Linked DNA regions of Homo sapiens: region 2 is linked to region 1. Evidence: read pairs that join two places in POLR2A ChIA-PET (ENCODE). Cell type or tissue: PC-9. All regions are shown on one strand. Links, peaks and the distances in the headings refer to the core of each region. The heading gives the core; the rest is flanking DNA.

Evidence for each region. ChIA-PET counts read pairs that join two places held together with the same protein. Peaks named below come from ENCODE experiments on the same cell type or tissue, not always from the same donor. Only the 100,000 strongest peaks of a DNase experiment are listed, where the experiment ranks them.
Region 2: POLR2A ChIA-PET joins it to region 1 with 5 read pairs; 2 of 35 experiments call an interaction of 5 or more read pairs at or near these places.

Annotation. Positions count from the first base shown.
Region 1 is chr1:213,196,785-213,206,293 of GRCh38, reverse strand. The region is part of intron 8 of RPS6KC1 (ribosomal protein S6 kinase C1); the gene reads right to left. Among named protein-coding and RNA genes, the nearest start is that of RPS6KC1, 150 kb to the right of the region's middle. In PC-9, for the core only: no CTCF peak of the experiment used is centred there; no DNase peak of the experiment used is centred there.
Region 2 is chr1:213,479,673-213,489,181 of GRCh38, reverse strand. It overlaps a transcript of RPS6KC1 not described here. Among named protein-coding and RNA genes, the nearest start is that of RPS6KC1, 430 kb to the right of the region's middle. In PC-9, for the core only: no CTCF peak of the experiment used is centred there; a DNase peak (open chromatin) is centred at 4,641.

The sequences.
Region 1 (9,509 bases), core at 729-8,728:
GGTCAGATAACCTTAAAGCCCTTTCTAATCCTAAGATTATAAAACCCAAGCCCTAGGAGGTAAAAGGAAACTAGTCCTTTTATTTCAAAATTACTTAAAGGTTGTCCTATTATAAAAGTGTCCATACAATGCTATCTCTAAAAATGTTAGGAAACCGTGCTTTAAATACTAAGGGAATTTGAGCTCTTTGGAATAAAAACACCCACAAATCCAAATATAGTATTCAAATGCAAGTACAGAATGCACTGTATATACAAGTTGAGCATCTCAAATCTAAAAATCCAAAATCCAAAATGTTCTAAAATCTAAAACTTTTTGAGCACCAACATGATGTTCAAAGGAAATGCTCATCGGAGCATTTCAGATTTGGGATTTTTGGATTTGGGATGCTCAACTGGTAAATATAATGCAAATATTCCAAAATAAAGAGAAAACACACCAAAATCTGAAACACTTCTGGTCCCAAGCATTTCGAATAAGAGATATTTAACTTGTATACTCTTAACTTTAAATAATATATACATTTAACTGATAGGGATACAGAATAAAATATCAAAGCATTGAATTGAAGAAAAATAACTATAATTTATGTCAAAAATATATGGTTGCATCTTATTTTCAAAATAAGTATATTAGATGAAGTCCTTAAGATGATATCATTAATTATAATCAAATACTATGCTGATTCTATATATAAAACCTATGGGACTGCTACATTCTTTTGAAATATATATATATATATATATCTATATATATAAATGAGTTTGTTGTTATTAACATTATCTGCATAATCTGGTGGTATAAGTAACTATTCCTTAGGTTCTTGGTCGTTCTTAAAGCTTTGATTAAGAGGGCTACTTCCCACCATCCACATCATAGTGACTCAAACTGCTTCATGCATTACCTTATCACTTTCTTCACATCACAATGACTGATGTTCCATGGGACTCTTAAAAGCATGACTTATCTTTATCTAGCTTGCTGTCCTTCCAGAATCCCAATATGTAACAATTGTCTTCAGCAGAACATCTCAAGTGTCTCACCATGGCTGTGTACTAATGAATCAGTAGAGTAGATTAAAAAGTAGAAAGTACATTGTGATAGCAACTTTCTTTTGGTGATACTCAAACAGACAGGTAAAAATTTAATGGATTAAGCAAGGTATACAACACAATTCTACTTAGAGCATGGATCCAAAGAGATGTATCTGATACTATAACATACCATAAGCAGCCTGGGAGTAGTACAATGCTCACAATGCCCAAAAATACTTTGGCCACTAATCAAAATGAGATGTATTCATGTGCTAAATGCTAGGGTACTTTTAAAACAACCAAACTGATTTAAGTCCATTATAAAAAGTGAGGCCAGGCATTGTGGTTTATGCTTGTAATCCCAGCACTTTGGGAAGCCAAGTGGAAGAATCTCCTTGAGCCCAGGAGACTGAGACTACCCTGGACAACAAAGCGAGATGCCATCTCTACAAAAAATAAAATTAAAAAATTAGCCAGGCATGCTGGCATACACCTGTGGTCCTGGCTACACAGGAGGCTGAAGTAGAAGGATTCCTTGAGCCCAAGACGTCGGGACTGCAGTAAGCCGTAATCATACCACTACACTCCAGCCTGGGTGACAGAGTGATATCCTGCCTCAAAAAAAAAAAAAAAAAAAAAGTGACAATTAAATTAGAAATTGTTTAATGGCAAATTATTTAAAAATGTTTTCCTTACAGCACGTGCAGATTTAGGCTGCTATAAGTGAGAGTTTAGAGGTATTTATATTGTCTATTCCAGCATACTCTAATACTAAAATGAGATTTTTCAGGAATACCAACATGGAAAACAAACTTTATTGTACTACAAATAAAGGATACAAAAAGTTATCTTTCTGGTTATTAAAAAGAAACTAATTAATAGCATCAAAGGCAAACCATAAAGGAAAATCATAAAAAGATAAAAGAAATTGACATTATACATATACTTGGATGTATGATGGGAAAGTGTGCAAATAGGAAGGTGTCTAACTCTCCAATCGAGTATTAAAATTCAACAAAAGTCAATTCAACACATATTTACTGAATGCCTGCTATGTACACACAGATATCAGACATAAAGAAAAACCATGAACACAGCAGATAGGGTCTGTGCTCTACAAGAGCTGAAAGTTTAGCATGGAGGAGAGGCAATTAAAAACAGTTTAAGAAGTACTATGCTGAAGAATTACAGGTGCAACTGGAACAAAGAAGAGGGGTGTCTAATTCAGACATGGACCATCAGGAAACTTCTGGAGGACTGGAAAATGGCGGAAGAATAGGAGCTTCCAGCAGACACACATTCATTCTCAAACTTATTTGAGACCATGCTCTCAGAAATACTTCCGGGATGGGAAAGGTAGAAAAGGACATCCCGCTAATTAACAGGTAAAAGCTACCAAGTCTTTATAATTTATATGTTAATGTCATTATGACCTTATGTGAAAACACAGGCTAATGGGGCCCTTAACAGTGTATATATGTGCAGAAAGAAGACAGCAGGAGTATAAATCAAAATGTAAAAATAATTCTCAGTAGGTAGCAGGGTTATAGGTGAATTATACCTTTTTTTAGCTTATTGTTTGATTTTTCTATAATGAACATGTAAGAAACAGAAAATTTTTGTCTTGAAGGAAAATACCCCTGTATATTCAAGACAAAAGTTTACATATTCTTATAAAAAGAGCTTCTGAAAATTCAGTAAGAACATATAAACCTCTAATAAAAAAATTTAGGAAAAGGACTTAAAACAGGCATTTCATAAAAGAAGAAACACAGTCAATAAAAAATTTTAAAAATATATCCTATTAACAATTAAAATTGCACATTAAAATGACAGTGAAATCCAAATTTTCATCAGCAAATGGCAGATGTTGTCAGTAAGGATACGAGGAAGTAAACCTTCTCACATACAGGTTGAGCATCCCAAATCTGAAAATGCAAAATCCAAAATGCTCCAAAATCGGAAACTTTTTGAGAACTGACATGACACTCAAAGGAAATGCTCATTGTAGCATTTCAAATTTCAAATTTTTGGATTTGGAATTCTCAACCAGTAAATATATATAATACAAATATCCCCAAGTCTGAAAAACTTCAAAATCTGAAACACCTCTGGTCCCAAGCATCTCAGATAAAGGAAACTCAATCTGTACTACTAGTAGGAGTTTAAAACACTGTAATATTTCTGGAGAGTTTAAAATGTGCATATATACTGTTTGACCCATAATCTCCAACTCTGAAAAAATATACTAAAGAAAACATAAGATGACTGACCTCTAAGAATATTCATCACAGGCAGAAAAAAAGAGGAAAACAACCTAAAGAGAACGAATTAAATAAACCACAGTACATAGTAGAAAACTATGAGACCATTAAAGAGCATTTAGAATAGCGTAATAATGTTATATGTTTCCCATTTTTAATTTTTTAATCAATAAATACAATCATAATTAAAATATTTTTGTCTTTTAAAATGGTTTGAAAGCATCGAGGTATTTATAAAACACACAATGATGGTGTCTAGTAAGGATAAAATAAGACCCTAACTCAGCCATTCAATTAACCCTATTTGTCACTGTAGGGGGTTTTGACTGATGTCTTTTTTGGTTTGTTTTTTGTTTTTGTTTGTTGGTTTGTTTTTTGTTTTTGAGACTGAGTCTCACTCTATCGCCCAGGTTTGAGTGCAGTGGGGCGATCTTGGCTCACTACAGCCTCCACCTCCTGAGTTCAAGTGATTCTCCTGCCTCAGACTCCCAAGTAGCTGGGATTACAGGCACCCGCCACCACACCTGGCTAATTTCTGGATATTTAGTAGAGACAGGGTTGCACTATGTTGGCCAGGATGGTCTTGAACTCCTGATCTCAAAAGTGATCCACCTGCCTCAGTCTCCCAAAGTGCTGGGATTACAGGAATGAGCCACCACGCCCAGCTGCTGTAGTTTTTTTAAATGCTATTATTCATATTGTAAATTCATTAATTAGGGCACACTGATTTTTTAAAGGAAGTTTAATGAATAATGATACTGTAATACAGTAAGTTGAGAAGGAATATAAATGTTATAATAATCAAAGAAATTCAGTTCTGAATAATGATAAAGAGCTATAGTTTTGGAAAGAGACCTGAGTTTAAACCCTTGATCTGTAACTTAGTGTGTTTATACAAAACACTTAAGCTCTCTGGCTTCAGGTTTTTTATCTGCAAACTGTCTGAGAGCATTAAATAATTTATGTAGAGAGCTTAGAATTCTGCATGGTGTACACATAATATGTAATCCTAAGACTTTGACCCCAAGCAAACTAAAAACCACCTAGAAACACAGTGGTCTGTCCCACATCTGGAATAGCTAGCCAGCTGTCTGGGACACTCAGCTCAAAATTTCTCCTGTATCTCTTAAAATTTTAACATCAACTATAGTATCACAATTTTAGATGAAGGCACACTATTGAAGGTACCACATGCCTTTCACCAAACATGGCAGTGACTGTATTGATTTTTCTCCTTTTAAACAGACTTCATTTTTTAGAACAATTTTAGATTCATACAAATGGTGAGCAGAAAATAAAAAGTTCCTTTGGCCTCAAACACACACAACCTCCGCAACTAAGAACATTCTGTACCAGAGTGGCACATGTGTTGCAACTGATGAACCTACACCAATGACTCATTATCATCTGGAGTACACAGTTTCTATTAGGGTTCTATCTTGCTGTAGTATGTTCTATAGATTTGGACAATCCACCATTCTAGTATACAGAATAGTTACACTGCCCTAAAAATCCTCTGCACTCCACCACTCATCCCTACCTCCTGCCCAATATCTGGTAACCACTAACCTTTTTACTGTCTCCATGGGTTTGCCTTTTCCAGAAGTCATACAATTGGAATTATATAATATAAAGCTTCTTCATGTTGTCATCTTTCAATTAGTAATATGCATTTAAGGTTTCTCCATGTCTTAAGGCTTGATAGGTATTTCTTTTTTACCAGTGAGTAACATTCCATTGTCTAAATGTACCACAGTTGATTTACCCATTCACCTAGTGAAGAACAACTTGGTTGTTTCCACATTTTGGCAATTATGAATAAAGTGGCTATAAACATCCTTGTGCAGGATACTGTATGAACATAAGTTTGTTTTTTTAAAGTTCAGGGGTACATGTGCAGGTTTGTTACATAGGCAAACTTGTGTCAAGGGGGTCTGTTGTACAGATTATTTCATCACTCAGGTATTAAGCCTAGTGCCCATTAGTTATTTTTCCTGAACCTATTCTTCCTCCCACCCGCCACCCTCTGACAGGCCCCAGTGTCTGTAGTTCCTCTCTATGTGTCTGAGTGTTCTCATCATTTAGCTCCCACTTGTAAGTAGGAACATGCGGTATGTGGTCTCCTGTTCCTGCATAAGATTGTTGGCTGCATGTATGTCTTCTTTTAAAAAGTGTCTGTTCATGTCCTTTGCCCACTTTTCAATGGGGCTGTTTTTTTCTTCTTGTAAATTTAAGTTCCTTATAGATGCTGGATATTAGACCTTCGTTGGATGCATAGTTTCCAAAATTTTCTCCCATTCTGTTTGTTGATAGTTTCTTTTGCTGTGCAGTTTAAAGTTTGCTCTTTAGTTTAAATAGATCCCATTTGTCAATTTTTGTTTTTTGCCATTGCTTTTGGCATCTTTGACATAAAATCATTGCCAGTGCCTATGTCCTTAATGGTATTACCTAGGTTGTCTTCAAGGGTTTTTATAGTTTTGTATTTTACATTTTAGTCTTTAATTCATCTTGAGTTAATTTTTGAAAATGGTGTAAGGAAGGAGTCTAGTTTCTGTCTTCTGCATGTGGCTAGCCAGTTATCCCAGCACCATTTACTGAATAGGGAATCCTTTCCCCATTGCTTGTTTTTGTCAGGTCTGTCAAAGATCAGATAGTTGTGGGTATGCAGTCTTATTTCTGGGTTCTCTATTCTGTTCCATTGGTCTATGTATCTGTTTTTATGCCAGTATCATGCTGTTTTGGTTACTGTAGCCTTGTAGTATACTTTGAAGTCATGTAGCATGATGCCTACAGCTTTGTTCTTTTTGCTTAGGATTACCTTAGCTATTCAGGTTCCTTTTTGGTTCCATATGAATTTTAAAATAGTTTTTTCTAGTTCTGTGAAGAATCTCAATGGTAGTTTAATAGAAATAGCATTATCTATAAACTGCTTTGGGCAGTATGGCCATTTTAACAATATTGATTCTTCCTATCCATGAGCATGGAATGTTTTCCCATTTGTTTGCATCACCTCTGATTTATTTGAGCAATGGCTTACAGTTCTCCTTGTAGAGATCTTTCACCTCCCTAGTTAGCTTTATCCCTAGGTATTTTATTCTTTTTGTGGGAATTATGAATGGGATTACATTCTGGATTTGGCTCGTGGCTTGACTGTTGTTGGTGTATAGGAATGCTAGTGATTTTTGCACATTGATTTTGTATCCTGCAACTTTGCTGAAGTTGTTTATTGGCTTAAGAAGCTTTTGGGCTGAGACTATGGGGTTTTCTAGATATAGCACTGTGCAAACAGGGATAATTTGACTCCCTTCCTATTTGAATGCCCTTTATTTCTTTCTCTTGCCTGATTACCCTGGCCAAGACTTCCAATACTATGTTGAATAAGAGTGGCAAGGGAGGGCATCCTTGTCTTGTGCCAGTTTTCAAGGGAAATGCTTCCAGCTATTGCCCATTCAGGACGAGGTTGGCTGTGAGTTTGTCATGGATGGCTCGTATTATTTTGAGGTATTTCCTTCAATACCTAGTTTATTGAGAGTTTTTAGCCTGAGGAAATGTTGAATTTTATCAAAAGCATTTTCTGCATGTATTGAGATAACCATGTGGTTTTTGTCCTTTAGTTCTGTTTATGTGATGAATCAATCATGTTTATTCATTTGCATATGTTGAACCAACCTTATATCCCAGGGATAAAGCCTACTTGATCGTGGTGGATAAGCTTTTTAATGTGGTGCTGGATTCAATTTGCCAGTATTTTGTTGAGGAATTTGCCTTGATATTCATCAAAAATAATGGCCTGAAGTTTTCCTTTTTTGTTGTATCTCTGCCAGGTTTTGGTATAAGGGTGATACTGACCTCATAAAATGAGTTACAAAAGAGTCCCTCCTCCTCAATTTTGTGGAATAGTTTCAGTGGGAATGATACCAGCTCTTCTTTGTACATCTGTAGAATTTAGCTGTGAATCCATCTGGTCCTGGGCTTTTTTTGATGGGGAGGTGTGGTAGGCTATTTATTACAGCCTCAATTTCAGGACCTGTTACTGGTCTGTTCATGGATTCAACTTCTTCCTGGTTCAGTCTTGGGTGGATGTATGTTGAGGGGACTGAAGTTTTAATTTTATTTGGGTAAATTTAAAAACTGGTAATAGAATAATGCTGGCCTCATATAATGAGTTAGAAGTATTCCCTCTACTTCTGTCTTCTAGAAGAGATTGCAGATAACTGATATAATTTATTCTGTAAACATTTGGTAAAATTCAACAGTAAAACCATCTGGTCCTGGTGCTTTCTATTTTGGAAGGTTATTAATTATTGATTCAGTTTCTTGAAAATATACATACTTACTCAGTAGTCTATTCTTCCCATTTGAGTTTTGACATTTTGTATCTTTTCTTCCTTCCTCCCTCCTACTCTCTCTGGCATTCCTGAGGAAGAAGAGAAATCTAAAAGTTTGGAAAACTTATTTTAGGGAATAATCCAGGAAAACTTCCCCAGGCTTGCCAGAGATCTAGACATCTAAACACAAGAAGCTCAAAGAACACCTGGGAAATTGGTTGCAAAAGATCATCACCTAAGGCACATAGTCATCAGGTTATCTAAAGTCAAGACAAAGGAAACAATATTAAGAGCTGTGAGGCAAAAGCATCAAGTAACCTATAAAAGAAAACCTATTTAGATTAAAAGCAGATAGTTCAGCAGAAATTCTATTAGCCAGAAGGAAATGGGGTTCTATCTTTAGCATTGTTGAACAAAATAATTATCAGCCAAGAATTCTGTATCCAGCAAAACTAAGCTTCATAAATGAAGGAGAGATAAAGTATTTTTCAGACAAAGAAATGCTGAGAGAACATGCCACTACCAAGCCAGCACTACAAGAAATGCTAAAAGTTCTAAATCTTAAAACAAAACATCGAAATACACCAAAATACAACCTTCTTAAAGCATACATCTCACAGGGCCTATAAAACCGTAACACAATGAAAAAAAAGGCCATGGTTTTCAGGCAACAACTAGCATCAGGAATAGAACAATACCTCATATCTCAATACTAACATCGACTGTAAATGGCCTAAATGCTCCATGTGAAAGATACAGAATGGCAGAATGAATAAAAATCCACCAAGTATCTGTTGTCTTCAAGAGACTCACCTAACACATACGGACGCACATAAATTTAAGGAAAAGGGATGGAAAAAGGTATTCCCTGCAAATGAAAGCCGAAAGTAAGCAGGAGTAACTACTTATATAGCAGACAAAACAGACAGATCATATACCTAGAAAACCCTAAAGACTCATCCAAAAAGTTCTTAGATCTGATAAATGAATTCAATAAAGTTTCAGGATATAAAATCAATGTACACAAACCAGCAGCACTTATACACCAACAGTGACCAAGCTGAGAATCAAATCAAGAACACAACACCTTTTGCAACGACTACAAAAAATACATACATACATACATACATACATACATACATACTTAGGAATACACCTAACCAAGGAGGTGAAAGATCTCTACAAGGAAAACTACAAAACACTGCTGAAAGAAATCACAGATGACACGAAAAAATGGAAACACATCCTATCCTGATGGACGGGTAGAATGAATATTGTGAATATGACCATATTGCCAAAAGCAATCTATAAATTCAGTGCAATTCCCACCAAAATGCCATAATCATTCTTCACAGAACTAGAAAAAAAGAGTCCTAAAATTCATATGGAACCAAAAAAGAGCTCACATAGCCAAAACAAGACTAAGCAAAGAGAATAAATCTGGAGGCATCACATTACCCAACTTCAAACTGTACTACAAGGCTATAGTTACCAAAACAGGATAATACTGGTATAAAAACAGGCATGTAGAGGCCGGGCACGGTGGCTCATGCCTGTAATCCCAACACTTTGGGAGGCTGAGGCGGGTGGATCGCCTGAGGTCAAGAGTTCAAGACCAGCCTGACCAACATGGAGAAATCCTGTCTCTACTAAAAATACAAAAACCAGCCAGGCATGGTGGCACATGCCCGTAATCCCAGCTACTCAGGAGGCTGAGGCAGAAGAATTGCTTGAACCCAGGAGGCGGAGGTTGCAGTGAGCCGAGATCGCGCCATTGCACCCCAGCCCGGGCAACGAGAGCAAAATTCCATCTCAAAACAAACAAACAAAAAAAGGCATGTAGACCAATGGAACTTAGAAATAAAGCCAAATATTTACAGCCA
Region 2 (9,509 bases), core at 421-8,420, 280 kb before region 1:
TGTCCTGCCAAATTAGGAAGCTTATTTCCCACTGCATTATTCTACCAGGGGACTTCTTGAGATTTTTTTTCTTGCATGTATGTATGTTCCAGCTCCCCGACTAGAGCTCAGGATCCCTAAAAGCATAAACTTCCACATCCTCCAATACCTTCTTGCAAATAGCATTATAACAGGTGTGATCATGTTAAGGGGAAAAGAGAACATAAACCCATCTGCTCTTTACTTCAGATTTAATTTGGGGACAATTATATGAATCACCAAAAGATACACTCCAGTGTTACACTTTTCTAGAGTATGTCAGTATTTGCTTACCAATTTATTTGGACAGTTCACAAGGCAGAGCGCTCTAAGGCGAGTAAAGTGTTAGCAGCCACAGCCAAACTCAACCATTTCAAATAAAGATTGGAATCTTTGGAAAGATCTTATGTCAGTTTGGGACAAATGGGATTCCCAATTCCAGAATTAGTTTTTAGTTGCAGTTTTGCAGGAAATGAAATATTCTTAGAGTTCAGACTCCAACCACAATGTCCAGGTGCTTAGCAATTCGCATATTTACTGCTTCAGTTCCCTGGGGTTTAGGGTCAATCTACTCTAGAGGACATTTGGGTCTTTTATTTTCTTGTGAAAGTCCACTCTTTAATCTCAAAGTTGCCAAAATCTGCTGGGCATGAAGAAACAGACGCTATGACAGACAGCCCACCAACACTACCAAATAAAACCCTGCTGCCACCTCCTGCCAGTGGGAAGCCTAGGAGAAGGGTTGGATATCTGTCAGTAACTCCCAGCAGGATGCTTTTTGCTTTTTTGGACATAGCTGAACCTCTAGGAGGCAAATACCTGTGTTCCCATAACAGTTTATAATGGTCCTGTTGTAGCATGTTACATACACTATGTTGTAGACAGTTCAGCTACATTGTGTTGTTAATACAGCCATCCATTGCCAGCTACATGCCAGGTACTATGCATGAGCTAAGGATGGTGAATGATGGTGAACAGCTGCATGGCACCCCTGACTTAGGGAGCTTGGCTTTTGCCAAGGAGATAGGGATTGTTTAGGTGACCATAGTGTGAAGAGTGTTATAGAAGAAAGATATAGGTGCTATGAGCATACACAGAGAGAGAAACTGGTCTAGGGAAGGAATCAAGAAGGCCACCTGGAGTACATGATTCTTAAATGGAAACCTAAGGATTAATAGAATGTAATCAAAGGAATGGGGAGGGAGACAGTATTAGAGACAGCATCATCAAAGACCAATAGCCAGAGGCTAGAGGGAGAAGGGCAGCAGAATGAATGGAGAGAAGGCAAGCATGTGTAGATAAGGTAGGAAAGGTAATAATAATAACATCATATTCTTACCACATTCCTGATACAATTCTAGGTGCTTTGCTTGTCTTGTTTCATGGAATCAATAACCTTAGATACCCTGAGCATCCCCATATGACTCATGAAGAAACTGGGAGCCCAGAGAGGATACAACTCTTACCCAGGACCCCCTTGCACAAAGTAGCAGAACCAGGATTTAAACCCACGCAGCCTGATTCCAGATGAATTAACCACTATGCCCCCCTGTAAGGGCTCATACTGAGCAGGGCCTTGTAGGATTTTGTCCTAAGAGGATTGAGAAGGAATTGAAGAGTTGTGAGCTAAGAAATGGCATCATCATTCTTGGGCCTTAAAAAAAAAAATCACTCAGGCTGCTATTTTAAGAATGGATTGGAAGGCAACAAAAATGAGTTTGGGAAGACCACGGAGAAAACTATTGTAGTTAGTTTGTATTTATTTATTGAGACAGGGTCTCACTTTGTCACCCAGGCTGGAGTGCAGGAGTATGATGTGGGCTCACTGCAGCCTTAACCTCCTGGACTCAAGCAATTTTCCTACCTCAGCCCCCCAGGTAGCTGGGACTACCAACGTGGGCCACCACACCCAGCTAATTTTTTTGTAGAGACAGGGATTCGCCATGTTGCCCAGGTTGCTCTCAAATTCCTGAGCTCAAGTGATCTACCCGCCTTGGCCTCCCAAAGTGCTAGGATTACAGTCATGAGCCACCATGCCTGGCCTATTGTAGTTATTCTAAGGAGAGACAACAGTGGCTCAGACCAGGTGGAAGCAGTGGTGATGGATCAAAGTAGATGGGCCCAAAAGATGTTCAGGTGTTCAAGGTGCTGCAAATTTCAGGACTGATTGACCAGATGTAGCTAGAAGGCAGGGATGACCACTCAGCTAGATGTTCTATTATACCTTAGAACTTCCAACAGTTCTATATAATTATCCAATTTCAAGGCCAGAGAGCTGTAAATGGTGAAGACAGGGTTTGAACACAGAATCTGAAACTTTTATATATAGGCCTATGTTTCTCACGCTTTGTAAGCTGGGCCCGTATCTTGACTACCTTGTATTCCCAGCCCACGGGCCCATGCCTGGTACATGGCAGCAGCTCAATACATTGTTTAATTAAGGAGCAGGAAGAAAGGAGTCTATGGCTCCAGCTCCATCCTGACATGGCCTCTTATGATGTCATCACACAGTGGGCATGTCTCACTGTCCCCAACACCACCAGGCTTAATGAACACAGTATCTTCTGTTCTTGAATATAGTATCTTGATGAACAGAGAGGTTCACCCAAAAGTACTCAAACATCACCTTTCTTTGCCTGTCAGGTCCCAGCTGCTGACACCTGCTCTCTGGCCCTCTCTTACCTGACCATCCAGAGTCCTATGTGTGTACTTTAAAGCCTCATTGGTCCCTTAGGTAATAAAAAAAATAAAAAAATAAAATCAAGCCAAATTAAACTGGGAAGCTCAGGTATTTAAGTTTCTCCAAAGTCTTAATAAATTTTACAAATATTTAACAAGCAAATTAATTTATGTAAAGATCTGTACATATTTGATAAACTTGAACCAATTTAATAAATCCTGTCTTGTTTTAATAAATGCTGGATTAGGGTTAGACTTCCTACAAACAGTAAATACATAAAGAAAATATTTGTTATATGTGTATATATGTATTTTACCTGCCTTTTCAAAGATCAAGAAAAGATTATCTTTGCCAAAAGGACTTGAAACCACTGTGTTGTGTGCGTGCCTGCTGGGAAGGAGAGAGGAGAGTGAACTCATGCATGTTTAGACTATCAAGCTGATGATTACTTCATGGACAAGATGGTGGCCCAGAAACAGCAGCAAGGGCCTCAGCTGCATGAAACTTCTCTAGCAGAGGAAGCAGAAGGGTGAGAGCAAGAGTATCCAGAGTGCCTATGCTCTCTTTTTGTAAATGACAAATGACTCTGCCACACATTTTTTTCTTCCTGCACTGCTTCATGTATTATCTGACCAATAAAATCCTATCACAAAATCCTACTCATTTTTCAAGGCTTAGCACACACATCTGCTATTGTGTGAAAGCTTCCTTAGCCTCTTCTCCAGCGGCTAGCAGAGTTGCTGCCCTAGACTCTGATAGCACCCCATGAACATCTACAGGATAGCACTTATCCTGCTGTCTTGTAGTTAGTGGTGTGCAAGTCTGTCTCCTCACAGCACTGAGTTCCTTCATGGTGCCATCAGCAGCAACTTGCATTCTTTCAACAAATACTTGAGCAAAAATGTGTTTTAGGTAATACACTAGATAATGCTGATGGACTGTAGAGGAAATGATGAAAATATGGTTCTTCCCTTTGTGATGCTTGCATTCTAGCTGGGTACAGCAGACATTTTTGGTGTCCCATCAATATCCTTTCAGCATTTACCTCCATAGAAAGAAAGGATTGGGGGTGGCAGGTTAGGGGTGGGAGAGTATACTCTTAGCATATGCAGGGCAAGCAGAAGTGCCACAGAATTACTGTTCCCCAAAGCCGTCCTCAATCAATGATGGATAGAGAGTTGGTAGATAAATCCCACAACTTCCTCACTCATTGGTTGGGAGAACACTGTGGTGTGTTCTGAGCCATTTTCCAGAGTTCCCCAGCAGGATTGAGCTTATAATTGCCCAGAATAGTATCTGGTTTGAAAATATTCCCTTAGGCCAGTCACAGCGGCTCACACTTGTAAGCCCAGCACTTTGGGAGGCCAGGATGGGAGGATTGCTTGAGCCCAGGAGTTCAAGACCAGCTTGGGCAACTTAGTGGGACCCTGTCTCTACAAAAAATAAAAAACAAATTAGCTTGGCATGGTGGTGTGTGCCTATAGTCCCAGCTACTTGGGAGGCTGAAATAGGAAGATGACTTAAGCCTAGGAAGTGGAGGTTGCAGTGAGCCAAGATTGGGCCACTGCATTCCAGCCTGGGTCACAGAATAAGATCCTGTCTCAAAACAAAAGAAAAAAGAAAATATTCCCTTAATAGGCTTCCTTATCTTTCCTAGCTCACTTCTCCATTTGCTGTCACAGTTTCCTGGGATCATCTCCCAAGAAAAGCTATTTGCAATTGAATCCTTTCTTCAGGATCTGCTTCTGAGCAAACCTAAACCAAGACACTGGAGGACAAAGAATTAACTTAGAAGGTACATGACACCCACCTCTTGACATTCACACCCTTGTGTAACCCTCATTCCTTTAATGTGGGTTGATTGACTAACTTGTTCCTAGTGAATAGAGTATAACGTATCTGGTGGATATCACTTTCAAAATGAGGCAATGAAAAGACAGTGATTTACATCAGGGGTGCTCGCTCTCTCACCTTCTCTAGGGAAAGCCATTTGTCATGTTGTGAAGCAACCCTGTGGACAGGTCCATGTGACAAGGAACTGAGGCTTGCCAACAACCACATAAACGAGCCTGGACACAGATCTTCTGAGACCTGCAAATAGCCAAGTGGGTGAGCATGGAAGAAGATCCTTCCCCATTAAAGCCTTCAGATGACTGTAGCCTAGCCAACACCATGATTGGAACCTTGTGAAAGATACTGAGCAGCACCTGGATTCCTGACCCAAAGGAGATAATAAATTTTGGTGTTTTCATCTGCTACATTTTGGGTAACTGGTTATGCAGTGATAGATAATAGAGGTAAAAATGACAGAATTCTAGGAAGATGGTGATAAAATTATATCATGGGTTGTCTTCCTTCTTAATTCTCTCCCTGAGGCCATTTAGTGTAAAATAAAATCTTGTTGACATTACTGAAAAATAAAGAGAGAGTCTCACCTATATGTTTGAAATTTTGGATTCTAGGAAGACAGCATTTTAAGAATAAGGAGGAAAGCTTGCCACTGGCCTATCCCCTCTACACCTGGAAGGGACCCTCCTTCTATGTCAGATTTTTAGAGCCCCTGCTCACAGTCTCACCACACCTGAGGAAAGCCTTAGACTCTATCAGGCAAACAATTTTAGAAAAAGGGACTGTTCACTCCAAAGGAGAAGTTTCCAAAACCGCCTAGCTTCCCTATGGGACTTTGTTTGAAGCCAATAACTCCACTGCTGCCTTCTCATCAGGAGTCACTCTTTATGCTAGGAGCTGCATCCACTGTAGGCACAATGGCTGCAGAGATGCTAACAGGAGCCAGGAGCTTTTCTGATAGCCTACAACTTACATGAAATCTCTTGAAAGACACAAACTATCAAAGCTCACTCAAGAAGAAATAGAGCTTTCATATACTGCTGTTGGGAATACAAAACTGAAAACCCCTTTGAAAAAGTTTGGCAGTGTCTTACAAAGTTAAATATACACTTGCTATATGAATCATCAATTTCAAAACTTTGTACACACAATGGCTTGCACATAAATTTTCATAGCATTTTTATTATGTCCAAAACTTTGGGGGGGATGTCCATTAAGTGGTGAATAAATAAACAAATTGTGTTATATCCATAAAAAAGGAATAATACTCAGCCGTATTGTGTTACAGCTTGGCTGTGTCCCCACCCAAATCTCATCTCAAATTGTAGTTCCCATAATCCCCACGTCATGGGAGGGACCCAGTGGGTGGTAATTGAATCATGGGGGTGGTTACCCTCATGCTGTTCTCATGATAATGAGTTCTCATGAGATCTGATGGTTTCATAAGGGGCTTTTTCCCCTTTTGCTCAGCACTTCTCCCTCCTGCTGCCTTATGAAGAAGGATATGTTTGCTTCCCCTTCCACCATGATTGTAACTTTAACAATTAAAAAGGTACTTTTAAAATTTTGCTTAAAATGTATATAATAAAGACTCTCACTAGTAGAATACAACTCAGATGCTAAAATTCCAAATCACTTTGTGTAGGTATGGAGAACAACAACAAAGAGATATCATTCCAACAAAAGTTAGGAAAATGGAAAGATGGACACTAAAATACATAATAAACAGAAGAACAATAGAAGACAGGAACACCACCAGACATAACACTTATCTCAAAAAACACAAGGTGGTTGTTTACATTTCCTTATTAAAAAACAAAGGTCACTTTGGGAGGCCGAGGCGGGCAGATCACGATGTCAAGAGATCGAGACCACCCTGGCCAACATGGTGAAACCCCATTTCTACTAAAAATACAAAAATTAGCTGGGCGTGGTGGTGCATGCCTGTAGTCCCAGCTACTCAGACAGCTGAGGCAGGAGAGTCGCTTGAGCCCAGGAGGTAGAGGCTGCAGTGAGCCGAGATCACGCCACTGCACTCCAGCCTGGCAACAGAGCAAGACTCCATCTCAAAAAAAAAAAAAAAAAAAAAAAAAAACCTCAAGTTAGGTTGAAAAAAAATGAAGCCAATGCTAAATATAAGCTCCTTACAAAATACATACTCAAAATAAAATGACAAAAAAGAAAATGTTTAAACTTTTTACTCCAAATACAGAATGTTATAAGTTTAATTAAGTTTAAAAAGATTTACACACCAAAACAAATAAGCATCTCCATGGGCCAAAAGGAGAATTAAAAAATGACTGTAAAGGCAGATAAAAGAGATGGAAACCAAAATGAAACAAAATTTTATACTTTACCAAACCAAGAAGAGCATCAAAAGAGAGGAAAAATAAATGATAAACAAAAATAAAGCAAGATGGTTGTATTAGTCTCTTCTTCACTGCTATGAAGAAATACTTGAGACTGGGTAATATATAAAGAAAAGAGTTTTAATTGTCTCATGGTTCTGCAGACTGTACAGGAAGCATGGTGCCAGCATTCACTTCGCTTCTGGGGAGGATTCAGGGAGTTTTTACTCATGGCAGAAGGTGAAGCAGGAGCAGGTGTCTCACATGGTGAGAACAGGAGCGAGTGAGAGGGAAGGAGGTGCACATACTTTTAAACAGCCAGATCTCACGATAACTCACTTGCCATCACAAGGACAGCACCACAAGGATGGTGCCAAACCATTCATGAGAAATCCACCCCCATGATCCAACCACCTCCCACCAGGCCCCACCTGCAATACGGATTACAATTCAACATGAAATTTGACTGAGGACAAACTATTTCACTGGTAAATATAATTTATAATTTATGTATAATCATAGCACATTCTTAGTCTATTAAAAGACAGAAATCTCAAACTGGATTTTAAAAATTAGCAACAGCAACAAAATCGGCTATGATTCTACTTAAAAGATCTAGACCCAAACTAAAATAACATGTTTCAAAAAAACAGGAGATAAAGATATACTAGACAAATACCAAAATCAAGCTGACTTAGCACTAATGCCCTCAGGTGAAATAAAATTTTAGGTGAAAAACCTTAATAGGGCCAATAAAGAACACCCAACATATTGAAATAAGAACAATACATAAATTAAATATAACAGCCATGATTCCTGAGTAAAGGGCCTAAGACTCATGAAACGAGTCATGGTCCACCTCCTTTAAAATTTGTGTTTGAGAAGGACACTTCACTTTGGCACACAATGTCTATTTTACATTCCTGCATCAACAAAAATTTCAATGTAAATATCTCATTACAATTCAAAGAGCCTTGTTTCCACCTAGATTTTCTTGTCTTTTCATGGGACATTTAAAATTGGCTGTGCTCTAGATAATAGTTTCAAAGAACTGACATCACATAAACTAGTTTTACCAAATCTTCAGGGACAGAAAATTTTACACAATTTGTTTAAATAAAAAACGGAATAAAGGAGAGTGCTTCCCATTCATCCTATTACATGAGACTAACATAGCGTTGATAATGCAAACAAGAAGTAACAGAACAAAAAAGAAAAATATAGACCAATCTCACAAATGAAATAGAAAACAAACGTAAAATTCAGCAAGTTGAATCCATCAGTATATAAAATTTTGTCACTGTCAAAGAAGGATCTGTCTCATAAATGCGTTGATTCAATATCAGACCTTTCTAATATAATACCCCATATGAATAGTTTAATGAAGAATAATATGCATAGTTATCTCAACACATACAGAATATGAATTTTATAACATTAAACACCATTCACAAAAGATTTTTAGCTATCTAGAAATAGAAAGGAATTCCCTTAACCTGATAAGAACCTATCTGCCAAAAAGGCTACTTACTGTATAATATGGAATAGTAGGAGATAGAATGGAGACTTTTTTTCCTGACTTTAATAGAAAAGCATCAAAAATTTTACTACAAAGTTTTACCATTAAAAGTGATATGTGCTGTAATTTTTGGTATATGACCTTTATCAGATCAAGAAAATTTCCTTTTAGTCCTTCCTTTATAATTGTATCCTGATATTAAGTCTTAGCCAAAGCAATAAGACAAGAATGAAACAAAATTGTCATTATTTGCAGATAAACTATTAGAACTGATAAGTACATCAAGATTGCTAGGTGTATGATAAGCACACAAAAATCAATAGCGTTTGACCACAAGTGATAACCAATTGGAAAATGTAACCAAAAACAAGACAGAATTCACAATTGCATCAAAAATGCACAGAATCTTAACAACAGGTCACTACCAAAGTGAATCTAACAAACCACATGTAAAACTTTAGGGGGAGAAATACATAAAGCATTATTAAAGAACATAAAAATAAAACTGGAATAAATGATGAGAGATCATGACCACGATCATGGAGAGGAAAACTAAATATCAGAAAATGCTCCTCTTCAAATTATTCTTTAAATTCAATGTAATTCCAATCAAAATGCCAACAGAATGTTTCCTGGAAATTTAAACACTATTCTAAAATTTATGCAGGACAATGAATGTCCACAAATGAGTAAGATATTTCAGAAAAAGAACAAAGAAGATTCCTCTATGAAAAATCAAAATTCTTTATAAAATTGTGGCTTAACAATAAAAGGCAGTATGTTATTGGCAGAGAAACAGACAAATCAATGGAATAAATTAGGAACACCAGAAACATACCCAATTTACAGGGTACCTTTGTATAAAATAGAGGAGGCATAAAAATTAGTAGAGAAATAACAAACCATTAGGTGAGATTGGAAAAATAGACTATTTTTTTTAAAGATCCTATTTCTCCCATTATATGTAAAAAATTCTATTTAATTAAATATCTAAATGTAAAGAAACAAATTTCTATAATGTTAGAAGAAAAAATAAAAGAACATCTTTGTGAATTCAGTTTGTTCTAACTGGATATGGCATTTATTTTGATTGGTG